2 separate regions of the Mus musculus genome follow, and region 2 is linked to region 1. A link is a loop called in an ENCODE intact Hi-C map of the cell type or tissue named here. Cell type or tissue: left cerebral cortex. All regions are shown on one strand. Links, peaks and the distances in the headings refer to the core of each region. The heading gives the core; the rest is flanking DNA. Region 1 has its middle 18 kb from the start of Gm35307. Region 2 has its middle 59 kb from the start of Dleu7.

The links. Hi-C counts contacts between places; a loop is a spot of excess contacts. Peaks named below come from ENCODE experiments on the same cell type or tissue, not always from the same donor. Only the 100,000 strongest peaks of a DNase experiment are listed, where the experiment ranks them.
Region 2: it touches region 1 in a loop (2.1-fold over the local background); 3 of 42 quality-filtered maps call a loop at or near these places.

The regions. Positions count from the first base shown.
Region 1 is chr14:62,050,513-62,055,892 of GRCm38, reverse strand. No RefSeq gene overlaps it. Among named protein-coding and RNA genes, the nearest start is that of Gm35307, 18 kb to the right of the region's middle. In left cerebral cortex, for the core only: no CTCF peak of the experiment used is centred there; a DNase peak (open chromatin) is centred at 2,457.
Region 2 is chr14:62,231,259-62,236,638 of GRCm38, reverse strand. No RefSeq gene overlaps it. Among named protein-coding and RNA genes, the nearest start is that of Dleu7, 59 kb to the left of the region's middle. In left cerebral cortex, for the core only: no CTCF peak of the experiment used is centred there; DNase peaks (open chromatin) are centred at 432 and 2,978.

The DNA.
Region 1 (5,380 bases), core at 121-5,120:
CATCCACTTGTAAGCGCCATTCACAAATCAGCAACAGCGGTTTGACCAAACCTTGGGCTCTGCCAATCGGCCCGAATCTGTGCAGAAGTGACAAGAAGCTGACGAAATACTGCAAGAAGGGAGGTGGTTTGTTGTTGTTGTTGTTGTTGTTTTGTTTGTTTGTTTGCTTTTTTGGTGTTTCTCTCTACAAAATCACAACAATGATCAGGGAAGAAGGCAAGGTGAATCAATGCCACAGTATCACCAGCAAAGACCAAGGAAGACCAGCAAAGAGTAGCAAGGCGAACCAATGCCACACTGTGTCACCCACTGTCTGTTGTGTTATATTTATGCCCTTTGCAAACATTATATGTCCTCTCAAGCATCTGCTCTAGCTAAACATCCCATGCCCTTTTTCCAGAAAAACACCACATGTCTGTTCTTTGCATAACATCCTCCCACGAGTCTGCTTCAGCAAAATATCCCTATAAGGCAGTTTCCAGAAAAACATTACATGACACAATGGAGTCTCCAAAGGAACCAGAAACTTCCACTTCGGTGAATCCTAAGGGCAGTATAGCGTAAATGATTTTGAGAATCCTATATTCAGTATAACCTGTGCAATATTCCCTCATTTACTTTTTAGTGTTGGGGATGAATTTAAGGCCTGACACATATTAGGCAAACACTCTACCAATGAGCTTTATCCTCAACCCTGATCCTTTTTGCTCTGTTCACATTCTCAAAGTTAATTTTCTTCTAAACTAATTGTACTGGTGAGCTGCTCAGGTCTGTCTCATTCCTATCTCCACGGCTGATACCATCTCCTCAGTCTGGCCTTTCTGCTTTCGTCCACAATGACCTATGAGATGATATTGATCTCACTAGATCAGCTAAAGCAACGTTACATCTCAAGACCTTGACTTTAATGGTGTCTGAAAAAAAAACCTTTTTTAATTTATAATACATCATATGGAAGAGATTTGGACAGTAACACCCAGACTTCTTTGGGAGCATTGTTCTACCTCCCACAAGAGAACAAAGGCTAAAATTGGAAGGAGATGATGAACAATCTCATAGTCAGGTCTCTTCCTTACTGTCAGGCAGGATGCCCTAGAAGGAGACACCTTCTCTATATATGAGATGTGCTAATGCTCCCGACACAGACATTGTAAGTACAGAATACCAGGAATTCCCTCCATAGCTTTAAGGAGGGACCAAAAGCTCTATAAGAGCTCCAGAAGACAGCTGGGTGTGCTTTCTAATTTGGATATCTGAATTGGGCACACAAAAGAAAGAGGAGAGTTCAGCTTGGGGGCTGGTACATGAATGGGTCCCCGTGTAGCCGAAGAGCACCCTTTTGCCTCCTGAAGGGCAACACTGGACTGGGGGTGGGCACAGATGACAATGTTGTATTTAAACAAGTAGCTCTGGTGAATGATTTGATTAAAATTATCCAGAATTATTTTATATTATAGACAGAAACTTAAACGCATAAGGGCCTCAGACCAGTAGGGGACTCGGTCAATGTCTTAACAGAGACCAGAGTACACTAAAGAGCAACCTTGGCCACCTAGGGCTTCCTCTTCCTGTTTTATATCCTCACATCCAAGCCTGATTGCAAAGCTTCTTGTGAAGGACTTTAATGTGAAAGAAACCCAAACCACACTTAGATTGGCAACTTTTCTCCTGCTTTATTTTTGTTAAAATAAAGTCAATTCTTGCCGCAGGCCTAGGTGCCAAAGTGACAAGAGCCAAGTTATCAGTTTTCACTTTGCCCATTTCCACAAAGAGAAAGAGAAAAAAGATAAAGGCTCTGTGTGTGTGTGGGTGTGTGTGTGTGTGTGGGGGGGGGTATATGTATATATAAGAGCATAAGCATGTGCAAACCCACAAATTTAGTAAAAACTGGACCCTAGTCCTACTTTTATAGCAGTAGTATTTTGCTCATGATGGTGGGGAAGATAAAGAAATGGGGAAAAACTGTCATTGACTTGAAGACAGATTGGTGTGTGTGTATGGGGGGGCTGTTTCACAGTTCTTAATTTTTATTCTGAAGGACATAGTCAGAGATTTGGTCAAGGCCACCAAAAGATGTCAAATAATGCTGATACACAAACCTTGAAAAATCTACCTTTTATTTTTGTAGAAAAAGAGAGAAATTTGAAGTAAAACTTCAAAACTTTCATTTCCACCCCTACCCCCACCCAACCTGCCGAAGAGGAGGTCTCTCCAATCACTGCTAAGCGTGATTTGGCAAAGTTCAACTGCCAAGTCTCCTTCAAGACTGGTTCTCATTACTGAGAGACACCTTTTTAGCTTTCTCTGGGGCAGCAACCATCTTCCCACATCTGGGCTGCTCTCTTTCCTCCAGGCAGCCTCGGTTCCTTTAAGGACAGCACTGAAAATCTGCAGTTCTCACTCTCAGGCAGCAGCAAAACGCCATACTCCCAATACTCTGCCACGCTGCTGGATTCTCCATCACTGCAGAATTGCATGATGAAACACAAATCTATAACCTCTGGGTAGCTCAGAGCATCAGTTCACACAGAAGAATCTTAGAGTCCTGCAACTAATAAAAAGCAACCCCCACCTCATGCTTATAGCTGGAAAAATACAGCCAAGGGAGGTGAGTAAGACAAACACCGCATCTGTAGGAAAGCTGTTGTCACTGAAGACGGGAGGGCTGCAGAGAAACACCAAAAGCATATTTCCATTGCACTCCATCAAGATATTTAATAAAACTGCCATGCTGGCCACGTTACCGGGCTACTTCGGAATTGTTTTCACGGTAACTCAGCAGGAAACCAACATTTGAACCTACCAATCTTTGCAGTCACAAATTCAATTTTAAACTTTTTATTTAAAAAGCCTTGAGAATATCTATCACTCCAGGCAGAAGGATGATAATAACATTGAATTTTATGAATTATTACTTTCCAATCAAGGGTGACAGACTCACTTATATGAACAGGGAGAGACTTTTTCATAAGCAGCCGTGTTCTGTCCAACTTCTCCTGATTCTATTTTGCCAAAGAAAGGAAAAGGATATTACATTTTAAAATAAAATTCTTCCAAATAAAATCCCAGCAGCGCTTAGCTCCAGAGAGTTCTTGTGGTGCCTTTGGGTTGTAAATGCCGGGGTTGCATGTCACTCACATAAGCTCAAGTCTCTCCATTTTGGGCTGAAACCCCAAGAACAGCTGGAGTCTTAGATCTGAGTCATTTGGACCCAACACAGCATGGGGACTCCAAACCAGAACAATGTTCTCGCAGCCCACTGTAACTTCTCGTTTTTTATGTCAGCTTGCAGACAAAGAACCAGCTACTCACAGCTGTCAATCATGAAAACGCAGCTGCACCCACAAACTGGATACCAACCAGGTCTTTACCAATGTTTTTAAAGGGTCACTGCAAAGAGAGGTTCTGGGTTCTGGGTTCTGAGTCTCCAACTCAGTCCCTTGGAGGCTTTGATTCTAGCATGTTTACAAGGGAGACCCTTAGAGATACTCAGTTTCCTGTCTCAACTGAACCAGATACATTTTAAATAAGAAAGATGAAGACGGAGGATTGCAGACTCTCGGCTCTAGCTGCATATAGTCCACACTCACTGATTTTAAGTCAGGACCACGGGTCTGAAGTTTGCTGAGCAAATAAAAGACAAAGAGAATTGTAAATTAGATGGCTTAAGACAGGCTGTTTCTTAAAATCCTTTAAAAATAATTTATAAGTATTCCTTCAACTATAAATAGCTGACATGTTCATTACAGAGAATACTTTAACAGTGACACACTGATTATAAATAGTGCTTATCTGTAGGTCTTCCATGACCCCCTAGGAGGAAACTGCTGTCTCTGCATACTGAGTTCAAGTTACTCAGTGTGTGAAAAGGCAGTAAACTCTTAAGGTTTAAACATGGTTTATTAAAACATGTGTCTCACAAAATTGGGTTGCCTTGCCTCCATTAGTCTGGAATAGTAAATTTTTTACTGCAATCCTCAGGGCATATGTATTCCCAGACTGTTAACTCATTAAAGGATCTGTGGTGAGTTACTTAACTTCTCCTAGTCTAGATTTACCCTTTATGGAAATAATGTTACTCATTTGATCTGTAGGTTGATGCACACGAAGTCTCTGGAAAGCATAGAACAAATGGGGGTCCCCAGTAAATGATCGTTACCCCTCAGCAACTAGGAGACAGAGAAATTGGTTGATGTTGTCATAAGCCAAGTTAGAATTCTACAGATATTTTAACCACGAGTATATATTGAATAAAGTAATTTGGGTACTAAATTGGAGGTCACAGTGTGTGCCCCAAGAGGTGAAGTTCAGTTACATATCCTTAAGAAGCCAATTAAAACAGCCAAATTAACAGTATATGGTAGGAAAAGGAGATTTATTCAGTGTGGCCACAATGGAAAGAGGGGCAATGAGACCCAGTGACCCCCCTCATTCATTTTTAGGGTTGTGAAGTAGGGCCAAAGTAATGGAGGGCCAGATACATGTACGTCTATGCAGTTCAAGGCAAGGCATGAACTTGTCCACCATTGGCCATTATTGTCTGGGCTTTAGTGTAATGACAAATTGACAAGTTGTAAGTCTCTTTCTGGGAGTAGCTTCTCCTCCACCTGGTACATTTTTGTTTCTGCCGGATGATTACAGTTTGACAATAGCCCAAAAGGGACTATCAGAAGTCGAAAAAGAAGGATCTATTCAGCAAAGACACCAAATAATCAACCTGCGGCCAGGCAGCACACACAGTGGAGTGGAATGCATGTGTCACCACTGCCAAGGACAGTGCAGTGGTGCCAGGGCCGTGCCATTTGTAAAGTTCCTCCATTTTGGTTAAATGGTGACAATTTCCTGAAACCACAGCAATTAGCAGTCCCAGAACTAAAATAACTGTTTTCCTAGATTCTTGCCATTTCCCCTGCAGACCCCAGGTAATGGTTGACCACGAAAGGCGATTGTAACCACCAACATTCTTTTATTCGTACCTCACCTCCTCCAGTCACTCCTGGCAATGCCAATCTCTGGCCCAATCAGGAGGCTTTTGACATTCCTCAATCTTTATGCCCCCCTGTAACTCCCCGTGGGGGACAGCAGTCTCTGATTCCCTGACCTAGAGATCTTCCTTCCAAGGCTATCTTGGATTAAACCTCTTTTGTTGTAGAAGTTGCTCATTTCCTTGTCTGTCTTTGCTTTTATAACTCTTTCTTAAATCTTCTACATGTGGACCTATGGAGATATTTAAGAGTCAAACGGTAGCCCAGAGCAGTGCTGCATAATTGTAATCTTAATATTAGGGAGTTGGAGGTACAAGGGTCAGAAGTTCAAGACCAGGCTGGAGTACATGTGACTTACTTACAACTCCCTAAAGAACCAAACTATAGTTAGGCAT
Region 2 (5,380 bases), core at 175-5,174, 180 kb before region 1:
ATTTAATATATCTAACTTATTAAACACATAAATCAAAAGCAGCTCTTCTCTTTATCTAAGAGTCCTTACTCTAAATTAGTGTCTTAAATTGGGCCTACAGGCATGCTTTATTTTGCCCACACAAGATTTTGTAAGATTGGGAGCTTTTTGTTTGCTTGTGTGTTTTTTTTTTTTTTTTTGTTCTTCTTTTTGGTTTTTAACCTAAAAGCTACTTGATGGGACTATGGGCAGAAGTAATGAGCACTTCCCTCATCGCTTGGTCTTGTTCTGTTACTCTCCACAATGAGCAGGGCGATTTGGAAAGCTTTTTCCTACATTTTTAAATTGTCAGACTGCAATTGTTGCCTTGAAAGAAGCTCACCAGAGCAGCTGAAGAGAGCCACTGCATTCCTTCCTACATGCCTCGGGTGGCAGCTGCAGTGGATGACAGCTGGAGTCTGAGAAAGATGCAGCCGCGATCTTTCTGGGCAATGATAGATGGAGCTGGCAAAAGACAGGTCTGCAGATGGAACACAGGTCTGCTGCTGCCCGCTGTATCACCCACACATTCAATCCTGCAGCTCCCAGGGAGAACAAATGCCGTGTGTGTGTGTGTGTGTGTGTATGTGTGTGTGTGTGTGTGTGTGTGTGTGTATGCGTGAGAGTGTGTTTGTTTGAGTGTGTGCATATGTGTATGGGTGCGTGTGCATGCAAGTGTGTATATGCGTGCATGTATGTGTGAGTGTGCGTGTGCATGTGCATGTGTGTGTGTGTCTGACTTTTGTTGTCTTGTTTGTTAAGGGAAGATCTCACTATGTGGTTTGAATGAGTCTCAAGCTTAGGACCCTCCTACCTTGCCTCTGAAGTGCTGGGATGTTGGATGAGCACCAGGTAGGTATCTGGTGAGATCTTGCTTTAATATACAGAAGAAAATTCGAAGGCTAAAAGAAGGTCTGCAGAAATCTGAAGTTTGAGTAGATCGATCTCTCTCTCTCTCTCTCTCTCTCTCTCTCTCAAACACAAGCAAACAAAAAGCTCCCAATCTTACAAACACAGGACCCCTATTACTAAGATTTGTAAGGAGCCTGATCAAGTGAGTGTTTCAATAGAGCCTACAAACTGTTAGCTTCCAGATCTTGTTCTTCATGTGTATACTTCACATAAAAATCTATGTTTCTATTCTCTCCAGAATTGAGGCTCTTGAGCAATGCTGGTTTGCATTAGCATGCGACAATGATTTGCAGGAATGCAGTGATGGCTTCCCTCTGTGAATCAGATTCTGCTCCTGGAGGCCCACTTCAGCACCCTACAGACACCCAGCTCTGCTTTCTCATGCTGGCTCCTGAAAGAGTGAATGTTTGCCTTCAGTGGGCTAAGGGAATTTGGTCAGACTTTTATGTTCAACTGTCAACTAAACCAGTTCTTCTTTAAGAGAAGAACTTTTCCTCTTCCACATCTTCTTTTTAAAGTGGCATTCTTCCTCTTGCTGCCTAGTGTGTTTATAAGTTTGACTGAAGCTGTCTTAAAGAAGCGAAGCTGTCTTAAAGAAGCAATGCAATGCTGGACATTTGGGAGAGAGAGAGAGAGAGAGAGAGAGGAAGAAGAAGAAGAAGGAGGAGGAGGAGGAGGAGGAGGAGGAGGAGGAGGAGGAAGAAAGAAAGAAAGAAAGAAAGAAAGAAAGAAAGAGAGAGAGAGAGAAAGAGAAGATATGCCAATAAGAAGTTTTAAAAAGTAGAGCTAAGCGCTCTGAGGAGCAAGATAAAGTCCTGCATAGTGGCCTGGAAGCTGGTGCTATGACTGTCAGACATTTGTGGAGGAAGGCCTTTCCTATTTTGGAAATGGAAAAGTTTAGGTTTTAATAACTATTCATAAATAAAAGTAAAATCTTGAATCTACAGAGACTCAAAACTATGTTTAGACTCAGGACTATTAACTAGTTTACTCTTCTTAAAAGGAAAAACTATAAACAAACAAACACCCCTATCCATTGACAAAGGCCTATGTCAAAGAAATGACTAGTATAGCCCACATATTGGTTGGGAAAATATTAATGTATAGAAACTGTTCTATTTTCCTTGCTGTTGCTATGATAAAACACTGGCCAAAGCAACTTAGGGGAGGAGAGCCTTTCTTTGGTTTAAACTTCCAAGTCATTGTCCATCATTATGGAAGTTGGCATAGGAACCTGAAGCAGAAACCATAGAAAATGTTGCTTGTTGGCTCACTCATAGGCTTGTATTTAGCTACTGTTTTTCTACAGCTCAGAATTATCTGTCTAGGGAATGGTGCCACCCATAGTGGGATAGGTCCTCTCCATCAATTAAGACAGTCATGACACTCCATATCCTTCATATATATTCTTCATAGATATACCAACAGTTCAGCCCAATGAAGATAATTCATCATGTGACACTATCCTCACAAGTGACTCTAGGTTGTATCAAGTTTCCAGTGAAAGCTAACCAGATCAGGAACCTTGGAGTTTGGGAAGTTTTCAAAGTCTATCCAAGAAGTGATGGCATGGGTTGAAAAACTTATCTAAAGGGCTGTACCCTTTGCCAAGGACAACATATCACTACCTCAGATAAAATATAACTGTGTATAAATGTCAGGTTCTAATGTTGAGTAAACAACTCAAGCAAACAATATCACAGTCACCACGAGTAGAGGTCGAGCTGCTATGACCCTAAGGATAAGATCATCTAAGTTCCAGACAGAGACTGTAAAACAAGTATTGTCAAAACGGCAATACAGTTCAGGAGAGAACTGAAAACAGAAGAGAAAAATATGACCCTTGTGTGGTGGAGGCTCGTGGGTCTCACACTGTTCCATGGAAAAACATATGGGGTGGAGTTATCCAGAATATACTTGAGAAAAAAACACATGGGGATAATCAGAGTGAGTAACAGAGCATAGATTCTTCGGATGGTAACTATCATAAGCTTTGGGAATAAACACGGAAATGGTGTGAGCCAATTCCCCACAGTTGGTACAGATTCGACCATCTGTGATCTCTTCAGTCTGGGGTTTCACAGACTTAAAATGGATGGTTTACGTCTTCAATCCCAACACTAGGGAGGCAGAGGCAGGTGGATCCTTATGGATTCAAGATCAGCCTGGTTAACCAGTGAGTTCCAGGCCAGCTAACACCAAGAAGGCTGGCATTGAGTCTTGGGGTTGTCTCAAGACTTTTATCATGCACACAAGAAGGATAGAATAGAGGGAATGAAGTAGGAAATACACATCTGTGTTGGTTGAAGTTCCTCTAAATTTGACCCCAAACAGCCACCCATACACCCAGGAAGCTCTGCCAAACACAAGCAGATACATTGCACAAGCAAGGGAGACACTTGTGGTTGAATCATACACAGTCAACCTGCTGGAAACCAGAAGAGAGGTGGCATGGACAGCAGCTGGCTCCTGATGAAGAAAAGGGCCTTTTAGACAACACAACTGGAGAGAAACTTGTTACCAGATGACAAACAGGCCAAGAATCCTAACAGATGTTTGGGCTGCAGACAAGCAGAAGGAAGCCACAGCAGTACCAAGAAGGACAAGGCCTAACAACTTGGTTTAAATTAACATTTGATGCGTGAAACACACTGCTTGGGGGAAGAGGGTATTTTTCCTGCTTGTGACCCACTGCCCCAGCTGGCCGGGAAACAGTGATGAGGATGATCGAGTCTGCCCTGTCTGGATCTTCTCCCTCCCAAGCCAGGCTGAGGGACGCCTACAGGGTCCCTGTGCTCCATCTACTTTCCATGGCCAGGCTTCAGTGTTCATTGCACCCAGGCTGGGAAACTAGGAAAATGGGAGCTTATCAGCCATCCAGTGGCTTTGAATTCTAATCTTCTTTTCTTCTTCTTCTTCTTCTTCTTCTTCTTCTTCTTCTTCTTCTTCTTCTTCTTCTTCTTCTTCTTCTTCTTCTTCTTCTTTCCTTCTCCTCCTCCTCCTCCTCCTCCTCCCTCTCCCCCTCCCCTCCCCCTCCCACTCCCTCTCTCTCTCTCCCCCCACCCTCCTCCTCCTTCTTCTCCTCTCTCCTTCTTCTCCTTCTCCCCTCTCCCCTCTCTCCTTCTCCTCCTCCTCCTCCCCCTCCCCTCCCCCTCCCTCTCCCTCTCTCTCTCCCCCTCACCCTCCTCCTCCTTCTCCTCCTCCTCTCTCCTTCTTCTCCTTCTCCCCTCTCTCCCCCTCCTCCCCCTCCCCTCCCCCCTCTCTCTCCCCCTCGCCCTCCTCCTCCTTCTCCTCCTCCTCCTCCTCTCTCCTTCTTCTCCTTCTCCCCTCTCCCCTCTCTCCTCCTCCTCCTCCTCTTCCTCCTCCCTATCTAACTGGTAGACAGAGCTCATTAGTACTGCATAGTGGAATTATGAAAAATGTCTTACAATGTAAGGAACATTAGCTGGTTCATGTAAGAGACTAGTTCTTCAATAACTCATGCAGATCAGAGACAGGTCTTTGATCCCAGGTCTCCATCTTATGAATTGCATTTCCTGAATTACCCTCTGAATTTGTTGAGATTGAGGTACCTCCAGGAGCAGATATGTGTTTGAAGTCTTGATATGAACCAGGGACAAGGGACAAACATCCCAGTGTTCAATGAATAGATATTGAAACATTTTTGATTTTTGTTTGTTTGTTTTTTGTTTGTTTGGTTTTGCAAATACTTGATGAGACTAGGGAGACCATACAGAATCTGAGGTCATCAGACTCCAAGAGGTGGGTAAGGAAAAGAAATCAAGAAAGATCAGATGTGCAGGAGAAAACATGATTCCCATTCCAGCTCCTCCATGGATCGCATGCTCCATGCTGTTGGCGTCGGATGGTGCCGCCCAGTGCTGTTCTAGCCATCACTTGGAGCAGGGTCGCGGATGGAGAGGAGAGTTAGAAATTCTGCTGATCAGTCCATACTTCAAATGTTAGATAGAGGAGTTCTGCACCAAGCCTGCCTTTTAAAGCAGCTTTTAGTGATGTGGTGTTTATCATCATGTTAACTTCATAAAATTCAGGATCACCTAGAAGACCTGTCTCAGCTGTCTGTGAGGAAGTTTCCAGAGAAGTTTAACTGAGGGAGAAAGACTCACCATGAGTGTGAGTAGCACATCTAGGGATACAGCATCCTGACCGGAGCAGAAGGGTTTGAGAAGCTGAGCACTGACTGTGCATCCTGACTGGATGAGATGTGACCAGCTGCCACACATGCTCTGTTTGCCAAGCTTGCCCTCCATGATCAACTGTCACCTTTTCAAACCATGAATCAGAATAGCCCCTTCCTTCTGTCAGGTTGTTTTGTTACAGCAGCAAGAGAAATAACTGATACTCACTAGTTCTGCAGCAAAGGTTAAAGAACTACTGCTTTAGGCCCAGGGAGGATATAGCTAAGCCTGTTACCAAAGTAAAGCAGATA